3 separate regions of the Mus musculus genome follow, and regions 1 and 2 are each linked to region 3. The links are chromatin loops, found by intact Hi-C in ENCODE. Cell type or tissue: heart. All regions are shown on one strand. Region 1 holds the start of Abracl (ABRA C-terminal like). Region 2 overlaps Abracl (ABRA C-terminal like). Region 3 holds the start of Heca (hdc homolog, cell cycle regulator).

The links. Hi-C counts contacts between places; a loop is a spot of excess contacts. Peaks named below come from ENCODE experiments on the same cell type or tissue, not always from the same donor. Only the 100,000 strongest peaks of a DNase experiment are listed, where the experiment ranks them.
Region 1: it touches region 3 in a loop (4-fold over the local background); 12 of 42 quality-filtered maps call a loop at or near these places.
Region 2: a loop joins it to region 3, with 4 times the contacts of the local background. A loop is called at or near these places in 12 of 42 quality-filtered maps.

Annotation. Positions count from the first base shown.
Region 1 is chr10:18,021,728-18,024,227 of GRCm38, reverse strand. It overlaps Abracl (ABRA C-terminal like), which reads left to right and starts at 976. Exons shown (of 3, transcript NM_028440.1): 1 at 976-1,161. In heart, a CTCF peak has its summit at 1,087; DNase peaks (open chromatin) are centred at 1,047 and 1,817; H3K4me3 peaks cover 1,907 bases; H3K27ac peaks cover 2,050 bases.
Region 2 is chr10:18,017,755-18,020,254 of GRCm38, reverse strand. Abracl (ABRA C-terminal like) reads left to right here. Exons shown (of 3, transcript NM_028440.1): 2 at 1,350-1,416. The coding sequence starts at 1,356. Among named protein-coding and RNA genes, the nearest start is that of Abracl, 4.2 kb to the left of the region's middle. In heart, no CTCF peak of the experiment used is centred here; no DNase peak of the experiment used is centred here.
Region 3 is chr10:17,946,999-17,949,498 of GRCm38, reverse strand. Heca (hdc homolog, cell cycle regulator) reads left to right here and starts at 1,432. Exons shown (of 4, transcript NM_001033432.3): 1 at 1,432-1,990. The coding sequence starts at 1,717. In heart, no CTCF peak of the experiment used is centred here; DNase peaks (open chromatin) are centred at 1,288 and 2,148; H3K4me3 peaks cover 1,702 bases; H3K27ac peaks cover 1,790 bases.

The sequences.
Region 1 (2,500 bases), 75 kb before region 3:
CTTCTCCCACCCTGCCCCTCTCCCTCCTTAGCCCCTCCCCCGCTCCACCTCTCTCCATTCTCTACCCCCCCCCCCCTTCCTGGTTTCTGCACAAAGTCAACTTTCTTGCTCAATGAAAGTCCATTTTGGGCCTCTGTCTGACCTGGCCTTTTCCAGCCTCACCCAGATGGCTCATTCTCTACCTGTACCACCTTCAATTTCCAAGGGAGATTTGATTGGTCCAAATGATCAGTTTCACCATTGTTGTGGAGTGGCTGCTGTTTGATGAGGTTGACAAAGACTAGGCCACATTTGTGAGTGTGTGTGGGGGCTGCGGGGGGTGGGGGGGCTGAAACTCACTAGGTTGACCCGGAGTTCACAGAGATCTTCCTGCCTCCACGGAGGACGTCACCAATGACTTGGACACTTGGACACTCGTAATTAATTGGGGGTGGGAAGAGAAATTTCCCTCATGATTACATTTACAATTCCTATACAATAATTTAAGTTGAGTTTCTTTTTCAAAACTCTGGGTAGGGCAAGTACATACGATGGAAATAAAAAGAATTTGAATGATTTGAATGGTCAATGAAATGTAGGAAACAATGAAGCGAAACAAATGTATTCCGTCTCAAGATCTAGAATCAAAATCGGTAGACCTGGCCTTGAAGAATGAAGGTGTTTGCAAATTGAGTCTTTTTTACTTTATTATTATTATTATTTGTCTTGAGCCTAATGCTCTGCATACAGAACCCACGTGAGGCTCTGTTTTCCTAGGAGATCTCAGAATTTAGCACGCTGGGGGAGCTTTTTCTCTTGTTGGGTAAGATACTCTGTCAGGAAATGAAGATGCATTAGGCTGTGGGTCCTGACGAGTAGGACGAGAGAGGTGATGGTACTTTGTGTGTGCATTCCTAGAAACCTGCCTCCAGCTTTGGCGTTGGCGCGGGTTTCCTCCTCCTAGGCGTGTCCCGGGAGAATGGGCGGCCCCTTTCCAGACAGCACTTAGTCTTACTTGCCCCCTACGCCTCTCCTTGTCCCCTCCCTCCTCCACTGCAGCCTTTCTCTTAGCCCGGGCCACTTCCTTCTTCTGCCTGTTCCTCCCCAGGGCGCGGAAGCCGAGTACAGGGTTCAGACCCACGCAGCAGCAGCTCTTCCGTGAAGAAGGAAGCAATCGGAGAGGTGAGCTAGTCCTGGAAGGCGCTGGGGGAAAGCTGGACCCGACGTCTGGGAAGTCTGAGCCCCGGGTGGAGGGTAAGGACCTCGGGGTGCCGCGGTACAGCTAGAGGGGCCTTGGACACGCGCCCTTTGTACCCCACTGGCGGGAACCCCACTCGGCCAGCACACTTCCGCACTGGGCTCACGTGACGTTTTGCCGGCCGGGGGCGGACCAGGAGAGGGGCAGCCCCAATCGATGTTTGCAGCGGTGCAACGTGTGGGTTTTGCATTTGGCGTCAGCTTGGTTGGGTGGGGGGCTGGGGGTGAGGTTACGGGGTGCGGAAAGACTGGGGGGGGGGATCCCGGGGCAATGAAGTGGTGTCATGACATTGCTCTCTGCACTGCGGAGGGCAGGTGAGGAAGGGAAAGTAGGACTCGTGGGGCTCCCGGGCTGTGCCTTCGGGTGCGCTGACGGTGGGGGACCGAGGGAGGGTGAGTTGCGAAGACAAAGGGACGAAGCGCTTGTGGTCCCGGGCTCTGCAGCCCTATGCAGTTCAGGAGTGAGGGAGTGGTACACACAGACCTCAGGATTTGGGGATCCATATTTGGCAAGACCTCAAACTTGTAGGAGGAATGACCAAATATGGAGTCAGCTGGAACCAGCGAATAGGGACGAAGGTGAGCCTTTGACCCGCGCCAGCTGTTAGTGATAGAAGGGAGGCTGGAAGACCGCCTAGCTCGCGTGTAAAGTTGGCTGTCGGTTCCCGAGCAGGCGACTCTAGAAGGCTTTATTTCCTTGGCCTATTGCCTCTAGAGTTTTAAAACATAACTAGAGAAGGCTCCTGACATTCCTTTCCAAATGTGTATCGATGAAGCTTTCTAGCATGTGCCAAGCCCCTCTCCTTGTGAGACCCACTCAGACAGCCTAATTAGAATCTGAGACAGTTAGACAGGCCCGGCTGACATCTGCCGCTGCCCGTCTTCTGGCCCAGCCTCTCGCAGACAGGCTCATTTTCTTAGGTTTGCTTTGCTATGACCTCTCATTGTTCTTGATCTCTCAACGAAGAGAGGTTTCTCTCCGGCTTTTAGACTGCCCTGGGTCTATTGTATAATGTGAATATTTTCTTCTCTTTTCCCCTCCCATATTAAGTGACTAAAACCTATTGAGTTGGGTTTGCAGTAGCAAACCTATTATTTTCCTATTCATAAGGGTCCAGACTGCGAGGCTGTTCTTGCTTTGTAAATGATCTGCCTTAGTAAGCACTCAGTATATGATATCACATAAGGATACACTATTGCATTAGATTCGTTTGTGTAACAGTAAAAGAACGGGAAGACCTGGCAAGATGGTGTGCTGGGAACA
Region 2 (2,500 bases), 71 kb before region 3:
AGTAATAATCCATCTGGATGAAGTTGTTTCTTCCAAGTCACCAGAGCTCCACCTTTTAGCTCATTATTCAACCTGCAAAGATTTTCCTGTGAAAGCAAATTGAATCTATGCTTCTGTGGCCCAGCTCACATATGCTAGTCTCTGCTGGTTCTATCCCCGGATCCACTTGCTACTTCTTGTTAGTTAATGAAACAACATTTGTTTAACCTCTCCTCTTGGTGCCAGGCATGATAACAAGGAATATTTAAGTCAGATCTCCATGCAGAGAAACTTACCTTGTAGTAAGGAAAGCCCAGAAATCAGTATCCAAATGATCCAGGCATACAGTGCTAGGGGAAAAGCCAGTAGAGGGCTCTCCGAAGGTTAGGGATACTCTCTGGAAGTATATCCAAGCTGGGGATGACTTATGAGACGTAGAAGGGGGAATGGCAATAAGTTGATCAGAAGAAAGAAAGTGGCAGTGTGGCCAGCAATATTTGATGGAGACTCATGTAGTTGTGGCTTAGCATTCAAGTGTACAACGGAGGAGACTAGAACAGAGGTCAGAATCTGGCCGACGGAAGACATAGCAAGCCACAGCAGGCCTCAGAAAGGCTTAGCAGGTTCACTTCTTATTCTGGACTCTCCTTGATGGGACCATGAATGGGCCTCAGTACAAGCTATGCAACACAGTCATTTTTCATGTGCAGAATCTAGAGAAGGCTGCAGTGCTCCTGGATGGGAAATGGACGATATCATTGCACTGGTATTCAGGTGGCCTTGGTATGAGTCTGTACCACCTCTAGACCTAAGTGTCCTGAAGAGCAAGGAGCGTAGTTTATCTTGGCATCTCTACCTCCTAGTTCAGGACCTACCTCAGCTGTGCCTTGTGCTTTCTCTGTCTCCAAAATATTCCATTTTACTCTTGCCGTTGTCTACTTGATCCACCTTCCCCATGGTCTCCAAGGAGGAGGCCTGCCTGTTCTGCCTTGGACCTACCATCCAGGGAGTGCTCGCAACATTGCTTTTCACTGGAAGCCTTTCTCTGTCTTGAGCATGGATCCTGTTACCTTTTGCAGTTTTGGTGCTTAGCGAAGCTCTGACACAAGCTGTGCATGGAGTAATACCGCTGTGAGGGCAGAGGCCATTTTCTCGCTAGTAGCCAGTAGGTCACAGGAGTGGAGCAACATAGAGGGAAGTTCCATAAGTAGAAGGAAAACAGTTACATTAGTGCACTATACTTCATACTAGAAGAACAGAGGCATGGTCAATATAGTGACACATGCTGCTTGAAAAAGCAAACGGACCCTTGGGTTGCTGCCTGCTGGGAGTACAAAATGGCTGTAATATAGACTTCTTTTCTCTTCCAGTCAGCAATGAATGTGGAACATGAAGTTAACCTCCTGGTGGAGGAAATTCATCGCCTGGGTTCCAGAAGTAAGTACTCTAAGGCCGAATGTTTCTTCTGAGTGTACCACAAAACCAGCATTCCAGAGAGGCCACTTAGGACTGAGGACAGTGACTCCGTCTGCCCACTGCTGAGGGGGTAGCTGCTCTTAGCCATCAAGGGATGTCTGAGACATAGGGCTATTGGGGAGTCAGGTTTCTGAGGCAGAGAATAGTTGAGATGTTTTGTTATTTATTTATTTGAAAAATTATTGAGCTTCTGGTTTTTTTTTTTTTGTTGTTGTTTGCATTAAAATCAGGTGTTTGATTTATATTTGAAATGGTTTGTTGTTAAAATCATGGTTTTCTGCTGGGTGGTGGTGGCGCACGCCTTTAATCCCAGCACTTGGGAGGCAGAGGCAGGCGGATTTCTGAGTTCGAGGCCAGCCTGGTCTATAGAGTGAGTTCCAGGGCAGCCAGGGCTACAAAGAGAAACCCTGTCTCAAAAAAAAAAACCCAAAAAATCATGTTTTTCTGATTTATTTTGCTACCATTTTATGAATTTATAAGTGACTAGAGATTTAGCTTGAATCTAATCAAATTAAAAAAAATTGTACTATTAGTCAGGCCCCTCTAGAGAAACAAAATTTATAGAATGAATCTACTTATATATAGAAATGGATTTACTAGAATGGCTTCAAGCTGTGGTTTCGCTAAACCAACAATAGCTGTCTACCAGTGGAAGGTCCAAATATCCCATAGGTCAGTCTACAAGGCTGGTTTGCCTCAGTTGGTCTTCAGTATACGCCAGAATCCCAAAGAAGGGGGCTCTAATGCCAGCGAAGGAATGGACTTGCCAGCAAGAACAAGTAGGCATAGAGAGAGCTCTCTTCTGCCATGTCCTTTATATTGGTTTCCACCAGAAGATGTGGCCCGGATCAAAGGTGGATCATCCCACTTCAAATGATTTAATTAAGGAAAAAAAAATCCCTCATGGTGTACCCAGCTGCTTAAGTTTTATTTAAAGTTAATCCTAGATACCAAGTGGACAACCAAGAGAAGCCATCACAGTTATTTTCATTTTCTTTAAGTTCTTGAGATGTGTACAATTCTAAACATAAAAGTAAAATAAATC
Region 3 (2,500 bases):
GTCCAGTCGATTAAAGATCACGCCATAGGAAGAAGACACTGTAAACGAGTTCAGTGTTTTTCTGTAGTCATGGATCAAGAATGTCATTTATACATTCACCAAGATCAGTTCAGTTGTTTCTTACGGCACCCAAGATAAAAATATGGCTGTTTCATGCGAGGGAACAGAGGAAAATTATTTAAGCATATACATTGCCAACGTAATCAGAGGTAGACAGGAGAAATAAACTGTGATACTCGGGACAGCTCTTCTGGTAAGGTATGGGATCATTCTGAAGAAATGAGCTGAGATCAGAAGGGTGGAAAGGAGCGGGTCTTTGAAAGGGGCAGAAGAGAGTGCAGAAAAGGAGATTACATCAAACTCTTCCCAGGAACCCTGTGCTCTCATCTCTTTTTCTTTCTTTCCGTTTTTCTTCTTTAATAATAGATTTTTAATACACTATATTCTGCTCTTCTTTCCCCTTCTCCAGCTCTGCCAAGATCCTCTCCACCTCCCTTCCCAGCCGAATCCACAGCTTTCCTGCCTCTTCTTAGAAAACAAATATGCATCTAAATAATAATAAAATAGATAAGATGAAAACAAACACACAATATAGGACAAAACAAACAAATGAAAAAGCATGAGAAAGTCATATAGATGTATTCGTTCAGTGAGGAATTCCACAAAAAACAGAAAACTGGAAGCCATATGTCTATACAAAAGACCTAAAAAGATTACACATATATATATATATATCCCTGACAAAACATTCTGAGACAAAGAACCTCTTAAGATTCAACTGAGTCTCTTTTGTGTTGGCCATCTACTGCTGAGCATGGCTGTGCCCTCACTTCTTCACCTCTGATGTCCTCCTCACAACCCGGCCGTTCTCTCCAGACAACTCAGTCTTCTTTGTGCAGCCTGGCTCCTCCTGGCTGGCTCTGCTTCTGACAGAACCGACAGAACCCTTGGGTCTCTGGTTGGTAGGTCTGGGCTAAATAAGCTTTCCACCACGAGACTGAAGAATTCCCATACAGGAGCTCAACTGCACTCTCCAGAAACTCCTATCTTACCATTGTTGAGCCGCAGAGCCATTGAGCGAATTATTAATCCGAAACCCTTTGTTTTGCTCTCCTGTTCTAGTCACCTGTTTGTTTTTCCAGACCACGTTGTCAGGTTTAGCTCCAGTAAGGTCAGAAGGCCAGTTAACAACTTCACGAACACTGCCTGGCTCCCAGTCGTGGCTGTCAGCACACGCGGGAAGCCCGCCAGCCTCCCTCTCCCAAGAAGGCGCCTGGATGACGTCACCCAGAGCCGAGGGCTGAGCGCCGAGCGTGACGTCACGGGGGCGGAGCGAGTTGCCGTGAGGTCACTGGGTGGGCGGGGCCGGGCTCAAGCCCCAGTGTCGTCACGGGCGGGGGCGGGCCTGGAGCGTGTCAGCGCAGCCGAATCAAAACAAGCCCGAGACCCGCCTTTTCCCTCGGGCTCCTCCGCGTCTCGCTCTGCTCGGGGGCCCGTTGCGCCCGCGCGGCTGCGAGCCTCGGGTGGCCGCGCGTGGCCGCGCCGGCTTCTGCCGCGGAGGGCGCGGCGGCCGGAATGTCGCGGCGAGGGCCGCGCGGCGGGGCGGGCGCCTGAGGAAGAGCGGCCGGCCCGCGCTCTCCGTGGCCGCCCCGGTGCGGCGGGGGAGCCGCCTTCGTGGGCGCCGGGGACCGGGACACCCGCGAGCGGGCCGGGGAGATGCCCAACCCCAAGAACAGCAAAGGCGGCCGCAAAAACAAGCGCGCCAACAGCAGCGGGGACGAGCAGGAAAATGGAGCCGGGGCCTTGGCGGCGGCGGGTGCGACAGGCGCGGCGGCCGGAGGGGCCCTGGCGGCGGCGGCGGCGGGCTGCGGGGCGGCGTCGCCCGGCGCGGTGGGCACCGGCGGCGCGGCGGGCCCGGGAGGTGCGGGCACGGGCGCCGCCAACGCCACCGTCGCTGCGGGGGCTGCAGCCGCGGGAGACGCTAAGAATGGTAAGACGACAGCGGCGGGGCGAGCGCCAACTTCCTCACCGACGGGCGGGCGGGCGCGGTGGCGGGGCCCTGGGTGGCGCGGGCGGCGCGTGGACAATGCGAGTCAGGAAGTGCTCGCCCCGCCCCACCGCCCCGCGCTGCCTTTCCTTTCGTGGTCCCCACGCGGAGCGGCGTGGACCGGGGCTGCGGGCCCCGCGGCGGCGCTCCGGTTGGTGCCTGCTCCCCGTGGTGCCCGCGCGGGCTGAGTCTGAAATGTCCCGGGTTGGTGGGAGCGAGGCAGCGGGCAAGCAGGAAAAGGAGCCCAAGTTAGAATGATCCGATTGGAAACTTCCCTGCTCACCGCGACCCACCCACCCACCATTGCCCCCAAAGAAGAAAAGCTGCAATTCCCAGCAGATGTAGGCCTGTTGCCTGATTGCCACAGGTGGAGAGAGAGAGAGAGAGAGAGAGAGAGAGAGAGAGAGAGAGAGAGAGAGAGAGAGAGAGAGAGAGTGTGTGTGTGTGTGTGTG